Regions from separate parts of the Homo sapiens genome. Here regions 1 and 3 are each linked to region 2. Evidence: read pairs that join two places in POLR2A ChIA-PET (ENCODE). Cell type or tissue: MCF 10A. All regions are shown on one strand.

Region 1 (5,000 bases), 74 kb after region 2:
TATAAAGAACAAAGATTTATCTCTTACATTCTGGAGGCTGGGAAGTCCCAGGTCAAGGTGGCTACAATCTAGTGAGGGCCTTACTGGTCATCCCATGGTGGAAGGTGGAAGGACAATAGAGTACATGTGAGAAAGAGAAAGGGGAAGGATGCCAAATTCATCCTTTTTTATCAGGAACCCACTCTTGCGATAACTAACCCTCTCCCACCCTAACGACATTAATCCATTTATAAGGGCAGAGCCTCATGACCTAATCACCTCTTAAAGGTGATTAACACCACCCACCTCTCAAAACTAGCATTGGGGATTCAGTTGCCAACACATGAATTTAGGGGGACACATTCAACCATAGAAGTAGGATTTGCATTTCTTACTTGTCTTTCAGGCTGTCACATTTGTCCTTCCTGCTATTGTTGGTGACTCTGCTCCACAGAGAACCATCTTCTCTTCTCATCCCTGTTGTGAGCTGAGAATCTTGACATCCAAACTTCATAGAACTGCTTCTGCGTGAACAGCATACGCATTTTGAGTGAGGACCTCAGGGTCTTCCATCTGAGTAAATAACATCAAATTTAGTTTCTTAATTGTTTCTTCTTTTTTCAATTCTGTTGCTGATATTCATTCATCCGTCTATTCATTCAACTTATGTGTTAGGTCCTAGAGCCATGGTTCTTAACCTTGGCTACACATTGGAGTCAGCTGGGGAGCCTTAAAGACTTCCCAACACCAGGCTTCCATCGCTGGAAGATTCTGATATAAATGGTCCTGGGTATGTCTTGGGTATTGGGAGTTTCAGAAGCTTCCCAGGTGATTCTAATGTGCAGCCAGGGTTGAGAACTCCAGGTCCAAAGGCTAAGGGACTTCTTCATGGTTTGTTAATAGCATGTGGGAACCCATCAGCTCCCTTCTCTATAACATCTGACAGCTATTTCCACTGTTAGGAGTCTTTGGAGCTTTGTCTTATCTATATTTTTTGCTCCTTGGAATATTTGAGTCTTTAGGGATGCTTTTCCGGACCTTTCTTTCTCGAATAATGTATAGAATATGTGATTAGAAAGATTAAACTCTTGGGCCAGAGTCTGACATGGTTGCAGATAATAAGCTTTTATTGGTCATTGACTTGGGATCAAATCTTGGTATTTAAGAAATCTGAGCTTCTTCCTATAACAGAATTTTATCTTGAGCTATAGAAGGCACACTCTGTCTCCAAACATCACGGCTTCCTTCCTCATCTTCCAGACTTGAAACTCAGGATTCTTTTTCAGCATAGAGGTCTGATCCAAAAGGCCAAAGAGTTGTTCCAGCTTTCCTAATCACTTCCTGTGTGACCTTGAGTAAGTTGCTTAATCACTCTGGGCTCTAGATGCCTCATTTTAAAGTTTTCAGTAATGCATGTCATAAACTTAATTTTATTATCAAGGGGTTGTTGTGATCATCAAGGATTATAAATGCATGCTTTTTTTTGTAAAGAAAGAAATTCAGCAGTATTATTACAAAGTAAAATACCTACTGTGAATTGGTGTTAACCATTCACTTCTTCCTTTCTTTTCCACAAGTTTAACTCTAGTTTAGGGTTTTAAAACTTTATACAGAGATTATTGAAAGTAATTTCTGAGACTCATATAAAGCACAAATAATATACTATTTTAATCTGGGGTGGGGTTTATTTTGTATTAAATCTATTTAGGGTTAGAATCGGGAATGTGTGAAAAGAAACAAAGTTGAGTGATGCAAAGTCCAGCCTTCCGAATGGAAGACAGAGTTTCGGGAGTTGCTTGGGAGCTGGACAGCCCTTCCCTCTTCTGCCTGCTACATACAAGCAAAAATATACCCAGCAAGTGGGCAGGGCACTTCCCAAGGCTAATTTACCGGAGCTGTTTTGTAATGCAATTCAGGTTACTGACTCTCTATTAGCAACATGTTGTCCCACTGTTGTGCCTGCAGGAAGGACATCTCTTGCAGGCCAGGGGAAGTTAATGGCAGAGATTAACCCTCATGGTGCCAGAGGACCAGTTTATTTTCAGATGTCCAAGGCTGACAAAGGAAAATCAGAAAGAGAAAAGAAAAGTGAGCTGTCACTTTGAGTCAAGACCATCCTAATTTCTTTTCTCCATGCCTCCATCCTCAGGGCTCAGGGCTCTCCCCTCCACCTCCACAGCAGAGTGGGCAGGAGAGAGCCTGGCTGTGACTTTTGTGCACCTGGATGGGGCCCATAGATTTTTCATGACACAAATGGAGACTGAGGTGGGGGAGAGTCGGACAGACCAGGGAGAGGGGATGCTGAGGCCTGAAGGAGAAGAGACTAAGGAGCTACACAGTGTGGGGAGAGGGAGAAGGAGGCAATGGGAGGAAAGAGATGTCCCCAAGAGGGAATACTGTGCAGCTACAAAGTACGCTGCTCTGATCTCCCTTCAAGGCAACCTGCCGCATAGAGAGAAACTGGTGCACTGCGTTCTGCATATTCTGATCTGTTTCAGCCCTCACAGGGAGCCCCCAGCACCCCCACTGCACTCCTCAAGCTGCTCCCAGTCCATCACTGAGCAGAGTGAATGCTCCTTTGCCTTGAAGATCTCCATCTGCTGGGCTTCCCTGAGATTGCTCCTCCCCAGGCCTCCTTCCTCCCCTCACTCCTCCCACAGGTATCAGGTCTGAGCTGTACTCTGAAGGCGTTCTCTTTACCTTTCACAGATGTGTCCCCCAGTCAATCAATCTCTTGCGTGTCTAATTCCATCTTAGTGTCTGCTTCTTAAGAAGTAGACTGACCCAAACTGACACTGCCCCTCGGGGATGTCCATGGGAACCTCTACACAGGGATGTCCTAGTTTATGTACAAGGAGTCCTTTCCCTTCTGCCCATTTATAATCTCTCCTGTCCCACCGTGCAAAATGAAGAGATCCCTTTCACCTCTCCAGCGTCTGAGTATGAACATTGCCCCAGGGGTGTTAAAAACATCCCAGGTGCCAAACAATAACAATGTGAAACATTGGCATTAGCCTTCTTTAATCAAGATACTACGAGCCCATGATTGGTTCCATCTTAAGTACATTGTGGCTAATGGACAAACCACGGTGTTTTGTCCATGTCGTCATGCTCTTGTTTCACATCTGTTAAAGACCAGGGTGGCAGAAGTGGTGACAAGTTTCATTCAAACATTTCCTGGAGTGGCCATGAGAAGGCTCCTCACAGAATTCCAGCTCCAGGGGGCTAAATTGACTCAGGGGCCCCAGTTCCTGCCTTCTGAAATCCACTGGCACAAATGTGCATGATTCCATCACCGTGAGCTGCTCTCAGCCAACCACTGAATGCGACTGGGAAACTGAGGCAGATCTGCTCCTGGGAGACTCGGGACTCCTCCGATGGCCAGACTTGACTCGCGAATTCCCTGGTGGCCTTGCTGAAACTTCCTGAGGGTGCACAGCAGCCTGGGATGCTTCCACCCTCTCTCCTTCATGCAGCCTCGCACTCACACTGCCATCTGACCGGTCCCGGCCTTCCTCAGCACCACCACCCCACCTTTGCTTTCTCTCATCCTTGATTCCTCTAACAAAATCTTTGCATGCCAAGTCTCTGCATGTGTAAGCTCATCGTGGGTCTGTTTCTTGGAGAACCCACCCAAACACGGGTCCCTTCTTCCACCATAAGCCACCCCCTGCCCTGGCTGTCAAAGATGGCAGCCCTCCTAAGGTGGAGCCCATGGGCACAAAGCAGATGCCCTGACAGAGCTGAGCCTTTCTTCACCTGGACCCCATTACATTGTCACCCAGACATTCATGGTGGGTGGAGCTCCATGGCCCAGCTGTCCATGTCTCAGTCAGGAATGCAAGGATGCCATCATGGAGGACGCAAGTCAACAGAAAGATTTGCATTAAAAAATAAAGTTGAACATTTTTTTTTTCTTTTTTGAGACAGGGTCTCACTTTGTCACCCAGGCTGGAGTGCAGTGGCAAGATCTCAGCTCACTACAGCCTTGACCTCCTGGGCTCAAGGGATCCTCCCACCTCAGCCTCCTGAGTAGCTGGGACTACAAGCACACACCACCACACCTGGCTAAATGTTATTTTTGTAGAAATTGGGAGGCCGAGGTGGGCAGATCACGAGGTCAGGAGTTGGAGACCAGACTGGCCAACATGGTGAAACCCCGTCCCTACTAAAAATACAAAAATTAGCTGGGTGTGGTGGCAGGTGCCTGTAATCCTAGCTACTTGGAGGCAGAGGCAGGAGAATTGCTTGAACCCAGGAAGTGGAACTTGCAGTGAACCAAGATTGTGCCACTGCACACCAGCCTGAGTGACACAGCAAGATTCTGTCTCAAAAAAAAAAAAAGAAAGAAAGAAAGAAAGAAATGGGGTCTTACTATGTTGCCCAGGCTGGTCTCAAACTCCTGGGCTCAAACAATCAGCTCACTTCAACCTCCCAAAGTGCTGGGACTACAGAGATGAGCAACTGTGCCTGGCAAAGCTGGACATTTTCTAACAGAAAGTAAGCCTGTTTTGACAGTGAGACCTGGCCTTGCTATTTTGATTACACGGCAGACATTTTCTGTATGTTGAATGACTGAAACTGGGGGGCAGGGTGGGGCGAGCCCACAAAGCACGTAGTTTAAAAAGTATAGATTTTTAAATTACGTTGATAAACAAGAATTGAAATTAATGATATTTCAGGCTTTTCAACCTTTTCTGAATATACCAGGTATGAAAATATGCTTCCAAAGAAACTTATAATTAAGAATCACTTGGTAAGTCTTGGTAAAGCTTTTTGGTGTACTTCCTAGAGAGTAAGAGAAATTAGTGGTTCTAATGACTGAGTAACAAATCCTTCTGCAAGTCAAATGGTTTCTAGTTCCTTGCCTTGAGCAAAATTGAAGGAGTACTTAATTGAGCTGTCAACTGACAGATGGAAAATATGATTTTTGGCAGATACCTTGGAAGGAGCTTAGAGAATTGAGTGCTACTAATATAAGAGAAATTTTTCTCTTTCCTCCTACTTATTTGTGTAAGCCA
Region 2 (5,000 bases):
ATTAATCTGTTGATCTAAGTATGATGCAATAATTGTAACAGCTTCTTTATATAAAAATGATGAGCATCACAGAAACATTCCTTTCTCTCTTCCATTTCCCTTTCCTCCTTTGTCTTCTCTTCCATCCCCCTTGCTCTCCTCCCTCTCCCTTCTTTTTCTTTCCAGGAAGGTACTTCGTGTTTGGATCAGAAACCCTTGAGGTGCTGGGGAAAGGAGGTGGATCTGGGTGGAACCCCCCAACTCCCCCAGCCTCTGCTCCTTGCTCCCCTGCTTCTGCCTGTCTGCTGGCCATCACAGCTCTAGGAACTGACCCACTGCTGTCTCAGCTTCATCCAGGCTGGTTGCTTGATGCCTATGCTTCAGCCAAGCCTAACTTCTCCTTTTACCTTCACCATGGACCTGGCTGAGTTTCTGCTGCCTCCTCCACCTGCCCTTGGCTAGGAGGTCCCCTCACCCCTGGCCATTGCAAGGCCTATGGCCAGCCACTGAGCCTCATGCCAGCTGTCTTCTCAGTTCCCTAAAGCCTCAGATTCAGGTGGGACCTTCCAGGTTCACCACGTGGAACGCCATCCTTCCTCCATCGGCTTAGTCCTATTGTACTGCTGCTTCCACTTTGATGGAGCTACCTCCAGCTTGGTGGAGAGAGGCAGCCTAGAGCCATGGACAGGAGGCAGGACAGATGCCTCTCTGCCTTCCAGCTTTTTAGCACATTTGTAGGTATTTCCAAAGCTGCCTCCAACTGACTCCTTGAGGGGGCAGGGAGGGAAGATGAGAAGCTGAGCGCCTGCCTTCCCCTCTGCATTCGCCTGGCTCCCTTGTTCTCCTGCATTCCCCTGGGCTGGATGGGGCCATCTCTAACCTAAAACTCCACAGTGCAGGTGGCCAGGCCTGGCTCTTGGTAGTCTCTGGGAGGAGATAAAAAGAAACTGTGAATCATGATTACATAGCTTTTAAATCTCAACAAAGCTGGCTTGTCACACTAGATCCCTGGGCAAAATCCTCTTTTAAATGCCAGAAGCTGAACGCGATCTCTTCTTCTGTCTTTGCTCTCTCATTGTAATATCAGCACTGCTCTAATCTGCACTCCTGCCCTGCCCCACGTCTATATGTCAAGCCAACAGGAGAAGGTCATAAACACGAAATGCAAATGAGGAAGTCACTGTCACCATTTTTAAAAAACATCAGTGCTGGGAACACAGAGTGTTTCTGAATGGGGTTTGATAAAGCGGTGTGCTCGAGGTGTGCGTGGAGGAAAACACGGCCTTGCTGGTGGGGAGGTAGAGGCAGAGGCTGAGCATATTCGGAGCACTGCAGGCAGCTTTTGCCTTCATCAGAATTGGACCCAGGGCAGGCTCTGGCAGGCATTTTCTGTTCCTTCCTGCTGCTATGGAGGGACAAAAATGCAAGCCACAACACAAGGAGAGGACCCCAGACAGGCCCACACCTGCCCTGCTGGCCTTCTACTCCCTCTTCCCCGAGCTTTCCCTTCAGCCATAGCACTGTCTGCATCCCTGCAATCCCTACCAGTTTCCTGACCACTTGTCTATTTGCCGTCTGTGGATTATTTTCTTTCCTTTCCTTTTTAGAGACAAGGTCTTGCTCTGTCACCCAGGCTGAAGAGCAATAGCACAATCACAGCTCACTGCAGCCTGGAAAAGTGATCCTTCTACCTCGCCTCCCAACTAGCTGGCACTAAAGGTGCACACCACCACACTGGCCTAATTTTTAATTTTATTTATTTATTTTTTTGATAGAGACAGGGTCTCACTACATTGCTGAGGCTGGTCTCAAACTCTTGGCTTCAAGGGATCCTCCCACCTTGGCTTCCCAAAGTGCTGGGATTACGGGCGTGAGCCATGGTTCTCAGTCTCTTTCTTTCTTTTTCTTTCTTTCTTTCTCTTTCTTTCTTTCTTTCTTTTTCTTTCTTTCTTTCTTTTGCTTTCTTCCTTCCTTCTTTTCTTTTTCTTTCTTTCTTTCTTTCATTCTTTCATTTCTAAATTTCTAAATGTTTTCTTGTGGACAATTTTTAGAAATATAGAGTATAGTATAATGAGCCCTCAAGTATTCATCATCAGCTTCAGTGTTGATCAACTCATGGCCAATCTTATTTATCTTTAAATATCCCCTTCTTTCCACCTCTCCTTCCCACCAGATTACTTTGAAGGAAATCCCAGACATTGTATCATTTCTAGAAGCTTTTTAATATCCCGAATGGCAATTTGCCATCTCATCTAAAATGCATGAGCCTGTCACTCAGTATCTAAACTAGATTCATCATCCATTGTGTGTAGCTCAAAGTTGATAACTTGAATTCCATTCAAATGTCATGTCTCTCTAGGAACTTTGCATAAATTTTTGGTAAAGGGAAGAGTTCTTTAGTAATTAGAATAATAATTCCATAATTCATCTCCTTTAATGAACAAAGACATTGGTGTGCTAATGATTTCTTAAGGAAGTAGATTGTTTGAACGTGCTTTAAAGTGGTTAAAAGTTGCTTCTCTTAGTAGTTAATATTTCTTCCCCCTCCCCTTCCTCTGTGCTGTTTACCTTATTAGTTTGCTTAGCAAACCTTGTTGGTATAGATAGAGCAAAGAAATTTCTACCCAACGCTGGTCTGAGTGAACGAGATTGTACATATTTTTGTATGGTTTCCTTCAAGTGGAGAGAAAGTACACAGAGTTCTTATCAGTTTTTTGGCTCTAATTAATTGGCTTGATGGCTACAAGAAAGAACAGAGGATTGTCTTAGTTTGAGTTCACACAAAAAAGAAGTCTGTTGAAAAAAAATGGCTGTTTCATTTCTTAGGTGGACCTGAGCTTGTTCCTGTGCAGGAATAAATTTTACTTAGATAAAACCATACCCTCTGCTCTTTTCTAACCACCTTCTTGAATAGTGATTGTAACATGAGATTCGCCAGTACAAGCCTGGACTTGCAGGTCCCATAATGGTAGGAGTGGCTAAAGAGAAACCCCAGCTTCACCTGTCACCAGAAGCTTGTTTAGTGTAAGAGTTCCAGGGGTTTGCTTCTTGCTGAAACATGACAATGTTCCTAGGATGATGAGCATGTTAGTTTTGGAGTTTGTCTCTAAATTCTGTAGGTAACCCTTGTATCATGGCTGAATTTTAAAGAAACAAAAGACTCACCAGGTGACTTGGCCTAACTGTTCAGTTTTGAAATATGACACATTCTCAAACAAGCTTACAGGCTTAATTAAGTATTATGTGTTGTCAATATTTTGTCAGTCAATGGTTTTTCAATATATATTTGCAGGCAAACATTCTTATTAATATTGCTTGGAATGAAATATGAGATATTTGTTTGGAGATAACATTACATTAAAATGATAACTTTATATATTAATATGAATCATGTTGAAGAAGTATATGTTCTCTCATTTTTCTTTTTTTTTTTTTTTTAAATTATAGAGACAGGGTCTATGTTGCTTAGGCTGGTCTTGAACACCTGGGCTCAAGTGATCCTCCCCCCTTTGGCTTCCCAAAGTGCTGGGATGATAGGTGTGAGCCACTGTGCCCAACTATTCTCTCATTTTATAAGAAATTCTCATTTTTAAAATGTAAATCCCATAAGACTTTTTTGAACTGCTCTATAAAGGCCAGTTTCCAAATCTTAACTCCTATTTGCATTTTGTATTACTTAGTGGTTTCAAGACCAAATACAAATTTGATTCCTAAGTTTTTTTCTCAGATCCAAGAGTTTCTGTAAATATTTAAGGTAATTGCTAGGAGAGAAAATGAAAATCTAGCAAAGCCCAAATCCCTCAAGGAAGGATAAGGAAGCTGGCACTTCAAGAAGTTCATGTTGCCGGAAGTGGGGAGGACCCGCAGCAATACAATCCGCCTATTCTTACTCCCACTCGTCCTACTGGTCCCTGACATTCTGTTTTTAAAAAATTATTTCTGGTGGACAGGTGTGGTGGCTCTCACCTGTAATGCTAGCACTTTGGCAGGCCAAGGCCGACAAATCTCTTGAGCCCAGGAGTTCCAGGAGTTCAAGATCAACCTGGGCAACATGGTGAAACCCTGTTGCTACAAAAAATACAGAAAAAGACAAACTAGCTGGAATTGGTGGCACTCACCTGTAGTCCCAGCTACTCAGGAGGCTGAGGTGGGAGGATCACTTGAGCATGGTAGGTGGAGGTGGCAGTGAGCTGTGATCGTGCCACTGCACTCCAACCTGAGCAACAGAGTGAGAATCTGTCTAAAAAAAAAAAAAAATATATATATATATATATATATATATATATAAAAAATGATTTCAGCAAATTTTATAGCTCAGTTGCCGTTTAACTAACTTAAACTGGGATTACACGCTAAAATACATTTAGCTTGTCTGTGATTCCCTTCCCTTTATGGAAATTAAATGTGCAGAGTATCAGAAGTCATTGGCACTTGGGAGAACAGTGGCAATTCTGGGGGTAGAACCAAGCTCAAACCCCACTATATTCCCTGAGCACTTTGCCTGTCATAAGGAAAAAGGATCTTTCCAGTGCTTAACTTTGGTCCTTTGGGAAGGGACAGGGTAGTGTCATCTTCCACGGTGAAGATGAGTGAGCCAGTGCTGAATACTGTTTCTGTTACCCAGGCTGGAGGGTGACATTTATGATCATAGCTCACTGCAGCTTCAAACTCCTAGGATCAAGTGATCCTCCTGCCTCAGCCTCCTGAGTAGCTGGGATTAGAAGAATGAGCCACCAATCCAGCTTCCGTGGTGAACACTGGCAAGTGATCTAATGCTGGATGGTTAGTGGTAAACAGGGGTCTGGAATGCTTAACCCCAGTGATCTTGTGATTACAGACCCTGATAAGGTCAGGGCTGGAAGCCACTGGAAAAGGCATCCAGTAGAATTCTCTTATTTTATAGATAAGAGAAGTGACTGGGTACAGTGGCCCACGCCTGTAATCCTAGCACTTTGGGAGGCCGAGGTGGGTGGATCACAAGGTCAGGAGATGGAGACCATCCTGGCCGACATGGTGAAACC
Region 3 (5,000 bases), 55 kb after region 2:
CACAAACCGTCACCTTCCATGCAAAGGAAGGGCACAGAGGACTTTGAAATACAGACTTCCTCCCCTCCCCGGTTCCAGAGCCTCATGACTATAGGACCAGGCCTGGAAGCCCAGAGCACGAGGCCTGGAAGAGACTGCACCATCCTTCCTCATCATGCAATGATTCGTTGCTTGCTCTGCACTCAGCCTGGGCCTTTCCCATCAAGAGGAGATGGGGAAGAGAGGGGAGATGGAGAGAGGGGAGATGGAGAGAGGGGAGATGAGTCTGGCCCCAGTCCTGTTTCTGTTGCAGGGAATCTATCCCTCAAGAGATGAAGACATTCTGACCCTGGGGACTTGGGAAATGGATTCCTTCATCCAGCATGTTAGTTCTGCTTTTGCTTCCTTTGCTCTTTCCCACCTCTCCGACTGCTGCTGAAATGCTGAGGTCTTGGAGGTCTGCCCCTTGGATGAGACCTGCTGGAGCCGATGACAACCTGGATAGGAACCAAGCAGGCCAAACCCCTGGTGCTCATTGCCTTCACCTGAACCAACCTTGTTTGGCTCCACCTGCACAGGTCCCAGGTCCCAGTGAGTAGGGCATGGACCCTTTTCCCTTTCTGACAGCCCTGTGTTGCTGTGGTTCTCTGAGGCCCCTGTCACAGGGCACTGCAGTGGACTAAACCCCTCTATGGCGGGACACTTAGCCCTCACTTGTCTGCATCTGAACTCTTCCTTTGATCTCCCTGCAGCAAACAGCAGCTCATCCTGTTTCAACTCTCCCAGGGATGTCTCAGCCTCACCCAAGAACAAAGTCTTCCTACAAGACCCTCAGTCTTCTCACATAATCCTAAAGACACCAAATTAATTCTGGCTCTAACATAAATAGTTCCATTCTAGTGGGTTCATCTATTCCTAAAAGTTAAAAGTTGATTTTTTTTTTTTACCTAATATACCTTGACTCCCTTTCCACATCCCTGCATAAAGTATGCCCAGCACTGTGTGAGGTCTGGAGACACAGCCCTCTTGGAGTTTACAGGACAGGCTATAGCAGCTCTTTCACCTTTGGTTGTTTATCTACTGCCCTCTTGGTGGATAGTTTGGCCATTTTCAATGGTTGCACAACTACAAACTATCATGCAATGCACACCCTTATGCCTGCATATTTGCACAGTTGTGTGAATATCTATGTACGGTAAATTCCTGGAAGTGGAATCGCTGGATCAAAGAGAATGCATTCTTTAACTTTTTAAATCATTTTTTTCCATTTTTAAAAATTTTGTATAGATTGAGGGGTACAAGTGCAATTTTGTTACCTGGATATATTGCATAGTGGTAAAATCTGGGCTTCTAGTGTAACCATCACCTGAATAGTGTATTTACATTGTATTCATTATGTAATTTCTCATCCCTCACCCCCTCCCACCCTCCCACCCTTTCAAGTCTCCAATGTCTATTATTCCAAACTCTGTGTCCATATATACACATTATTTAGCTCCCACTTATATGTGAGAACATGTGGTATTTGACTTTCCATTTCTGAGATATTTCATGTAAGATAATGGCCTTCAGTTCCACACATGTTGCTGTAAAATACATGATTTCATTCTTTTTTATGGCTGAGTAGTATTCCAGGGTGTATATGCACCATATTTTCTTTATCCAATCATCCATTGATCGACACTTAGGTTGATTCCATCTCTTTGCTATTGTGAACAGTGCTGCAATAAACATAGCAATACAGGTATCTTTTTGATGTAATTATAAAATCAATTTTGTTGAGATATAATTTACAGAAATGGGCCTATATAAAATGTACAATTTAATGAGTCTTAACATATATATAATACCTGTGTTTATGTATACACATTTGTGAATATATATTAATATATACACCTGTAAGGCCACTAGCATTATCAACATACAGAATATTTCCATTCTTCTTTTCCATTCGTAGTCTATCCCCCCATTTATATCCTGCTCCAGGCAAACACTGATCTGCTTTCTGCCACTATACATTGGCCTACATTTTCTAGATTTTTATTTTTATTTTTATGAGGCAGGGTCTTGCTCTGTTGCCCAAGCTGGAGTGCAGTGGTGCAATTACGGCTCACTGTAGCCTTAACTTCCTGGGCTCAAGCCATCCTCCCGCCTCAGTCTCCCAAGTAGCTGGGACTACAGGTGCATGCCAAATCACCTGGCTAAATTTTTTAAGTTTATAGTGGAGATGAGGTCTTGCTATGTTGCCCAGGCTGGTCTCCTAAAGCACTGGGATTACAGGTATGAGCCAGTGTGCCTGGCCCATTTTCTAGATCTTCTATAAAGAAGAGTTCTACACCCAGCATGGGCTCTGGCTTCTGGCTTCCCTTGAGATTCATGTGTTGTTGTACATATTAGTACTTCCTTCATTTTCACTGATGAGTAGTATCCGGTGGATGGAATGGACAGTATAGGTAGGCCACAATTTGTTTATGCATTTTTTGGTGGACAGATTTCTGGGTTGTTTTCAGTTTTAAGCTACAGTGAATAAAGCTGCTACAAATATCTTTGTACATGGTATTGTGTGGATATTTGTTTCCATGGACCTTGAGCACCTATAAGTGTAATGACTGGTTGGTTCATACAGTAGGTGTATATTTAACTTTATAAGAAAGTATCTAGTTCCCAAAATGGTTGTACCATTTTTTAATTCCTACCAGCAATGTACCCTGAAACTTCTGATAGTTTCAACCAAATTCCTCTTCAAGATAACTTTACTAACATTCTCCAAAAGTAAATAAGAATTTCTACATACCACACTCTCACTAACATTGTAGATTCTCAATGTTTTTAATCTTTGCCAATCTAATCATTGAAACATGCTGAGTCACTGTTTAGAAATGCATTTACATAATCATTTGAGAATGACAGTATCTCTTCATGCATGTACTCGCACTTGTATTTTGCCCTCTTTGAATTTTTCATATCCTTTGCCCATTTTTCAGAAGTGTTACTCATGCTTTTCTCAGAGCTTTCTCTACATTAGTACTATTATTGCCAATATTCATTATATATATATAAATCTTTGGTCTGGCTGGAAGATATTCTGATATAAGGGGTGAGATAGGAGAATAGAGGAAGCACTCTCCAGCAGGCCTGAGGCCTGGTCCTGCCAGAAGACAGTCACATCCTGAGAAGTTGAGCTTCAATTTACCTTGCCTTGCAGCAAACATTTAAGAAAGTCCTGGAGCTGTTTTGAACAAGTTGCTTAGACCTGATGAATACTAGGCACATAGCCAGGGTCTCCAGAACAGGTAGGAGAGTCCAGGTAGGGCACAAAGTCCCCCAAGAACAGGCGGGTGCACGCTTCTCTTACTAGGAGATTGGTATTCCAGGCACCTGTGTTCTCATGGGACGTGCAGGGGCCTGGGAGCCTCCACCTGGGCGCCCTCAATCCACTTTGTGTGGGCATGATTTTCAGACACTTTTCAGTATCCCCTGCCATTAAAGAAACTTTATATCCTTGGCTACATTTGTTGGCATCTTTACATCAAGCATATCACCCTCCCATGTTGGAGCCCGCTGAAATTTTTTCTCCAAATAGCTAGTTAACTGTCCATTGATGCCATGTATTAAAGAAGATATCTTTCCCTCCTGGTTCTAATTCCCATTCTGAAGCTCTATTCCATTGGCCTGTTTATTACCACAATACCCATATTTTTATATGAGTTTGCTTTCTAATAAATTGTAATTGCTAGTAGGGCAAGTCCTTTCCATTACCCTTTTTTCAGAATATTCCTGAATGTTTTGTTCTTGCATGTTTGCTCTTCCAGATATACCCTAGTGTAAAAGCAATACTTGGAGAACTTTTCCCTGGAGGACACAGGAAACATCTATATTTGGTTGGTAATAGACTTGTAAGCTCTGGAACACAAAGGACTCTTTGGTCAATGCTGCTGTGCTAGGCTTGGGCAAAACTAGTTCATGGCTGACAAGGTCAGGCCTAAGACCTGGCATGCAGATGGGGAGGACACTTGGTGGAAGGAGATCAGTTCTGCATTTGATGGTTTCTCTGAGAAATCATCATGGGCTGGAAAGAATAGGAGTTCTATGTTCAAAGTCCTGGGCGAGGGTCTGGTAGCGGAGTCAGGAAGCTAAGTTTATAGAAGTGAAGAACATGAGCATAGAGTTCTTGGCAAAGGATGTGGACACAAAGATGTCACAAGGTTTGGGTTTTTTTTAAAGAGTAAATCTCGAAATGTGGGCTGTGTAAAAAAACATGAAGACACAATGGGATTTAGTATTGACAAAAGGCAGTGAAGACAAGTGCTTCCAGTTCACAAATGGGCTGTGTTTATGCCAGATTATGATCCTTAACAAGGTGCTTTGGGGCCCATCTTATTTTCCCATAAAAATGGTATTTGCAGCTGGGCGCGGTGGCTCACACCTGTAATCCCAGCACTTTGGGAGGCTGAGTAGATCACCTGAGGTCAGGCGTTCGAGACCAGCCTGGCCAAAATGGCAAAACCCCGTCTCTACTAAAAATACAAAAATTAATGGGGCATGATGGCACAAACCTGTAGTCCCAGCTACTCAGGAGGCTGAGGCACGAGAATCACTTGAACCTGGGAGGTGGAGGTTGCAGTGAGCTGAGATTGTACCACTGCACTCCAGCCTGGGCAACAGAGTGAGACTCTGTCTCACACACACACAAAAAGAAATACAGGTCCTGACCAATTCTTCATACTTAGTTTTAGAAACAAATTAAAATAAACACCATAATTGACAAGGAGCAGAGTCCGGGTTTCTTGGTGACAACAAACACAAGTCAACTCTGGCAAACTGAAGTAGGAAACACGATGTATGGAAAGGGTGTATGAAATTAATGGGAACATTGAAGAGCATGGCTTGGAAATGGGTTGAGAATAAAAGGAGCACCAGCAGCCAAGAACACTGCCAAAATCCACAGAGAGGGACCATCTGCTAGGCCACTGCCACTGCCTCACAGCCCCACCCCCAGACGTTCCCCCACGGGCCACTGA

Evidence for each region. ChIA-PET counts read pairs that join two places held together with the same protein. Peaks named below come from ENCODE experiments on the same cell type or tissue, not always from the same donor. Only the 100,000 strongest peaks of a DNase experiment are listed, where the experiment ranks them.
Region 1: POLR2A ChIA-PET joins it to region 2 with 6 read pairs; 1 of 35 experiments calls an interaction of 5 or more read pairs at or near these places.
Region 3: POLR2A ChIA-PET joins it to region 2 with 11 read pairs; 1 of 35 experiments calls an interaction of 5 or more read pairs at or near these places.

What each region holds. Positions count from the first base shown.
Region 1 is chr18:57,904,605-57,909,604 of GRCh38, reverse strand. No RefSeq gene overlaps it. Among named protein-coding and RNA genes, the nearest start is that of LINC01897, 55 kb to the left of the region's middle. In MCF 10A, no CTCF peak of the experiment used is centred here; DNase peaks (open chromatin) are centred at 1,854 and 2,594.
Region 2 is chr18:57,978,707-57,983,706 of GRCh38, reverse strand. No RefSeq gene overlaps it. Among named protein-coding and RNA genes, the nearest start is that of LINC01897, 20 kb to the right of the region's middle. In MCF 10A, no CTCF peak of the experiment used is centred here; a DNase peak (open chromatin) is centred at 2,946.
Region 3 is chr18:57,923,790-57,928,789 of GRCh38, reverse strand. No RefSeq gene overlaps it. Among named protein-coding and RNA genes, the nearest start is that of LINC01897, 35 kb to the left of the region's middle. In MCF 10A, no CTCF peak of the experiment used is centred here; a DNase peak (open chromatin) is centred at 2,859.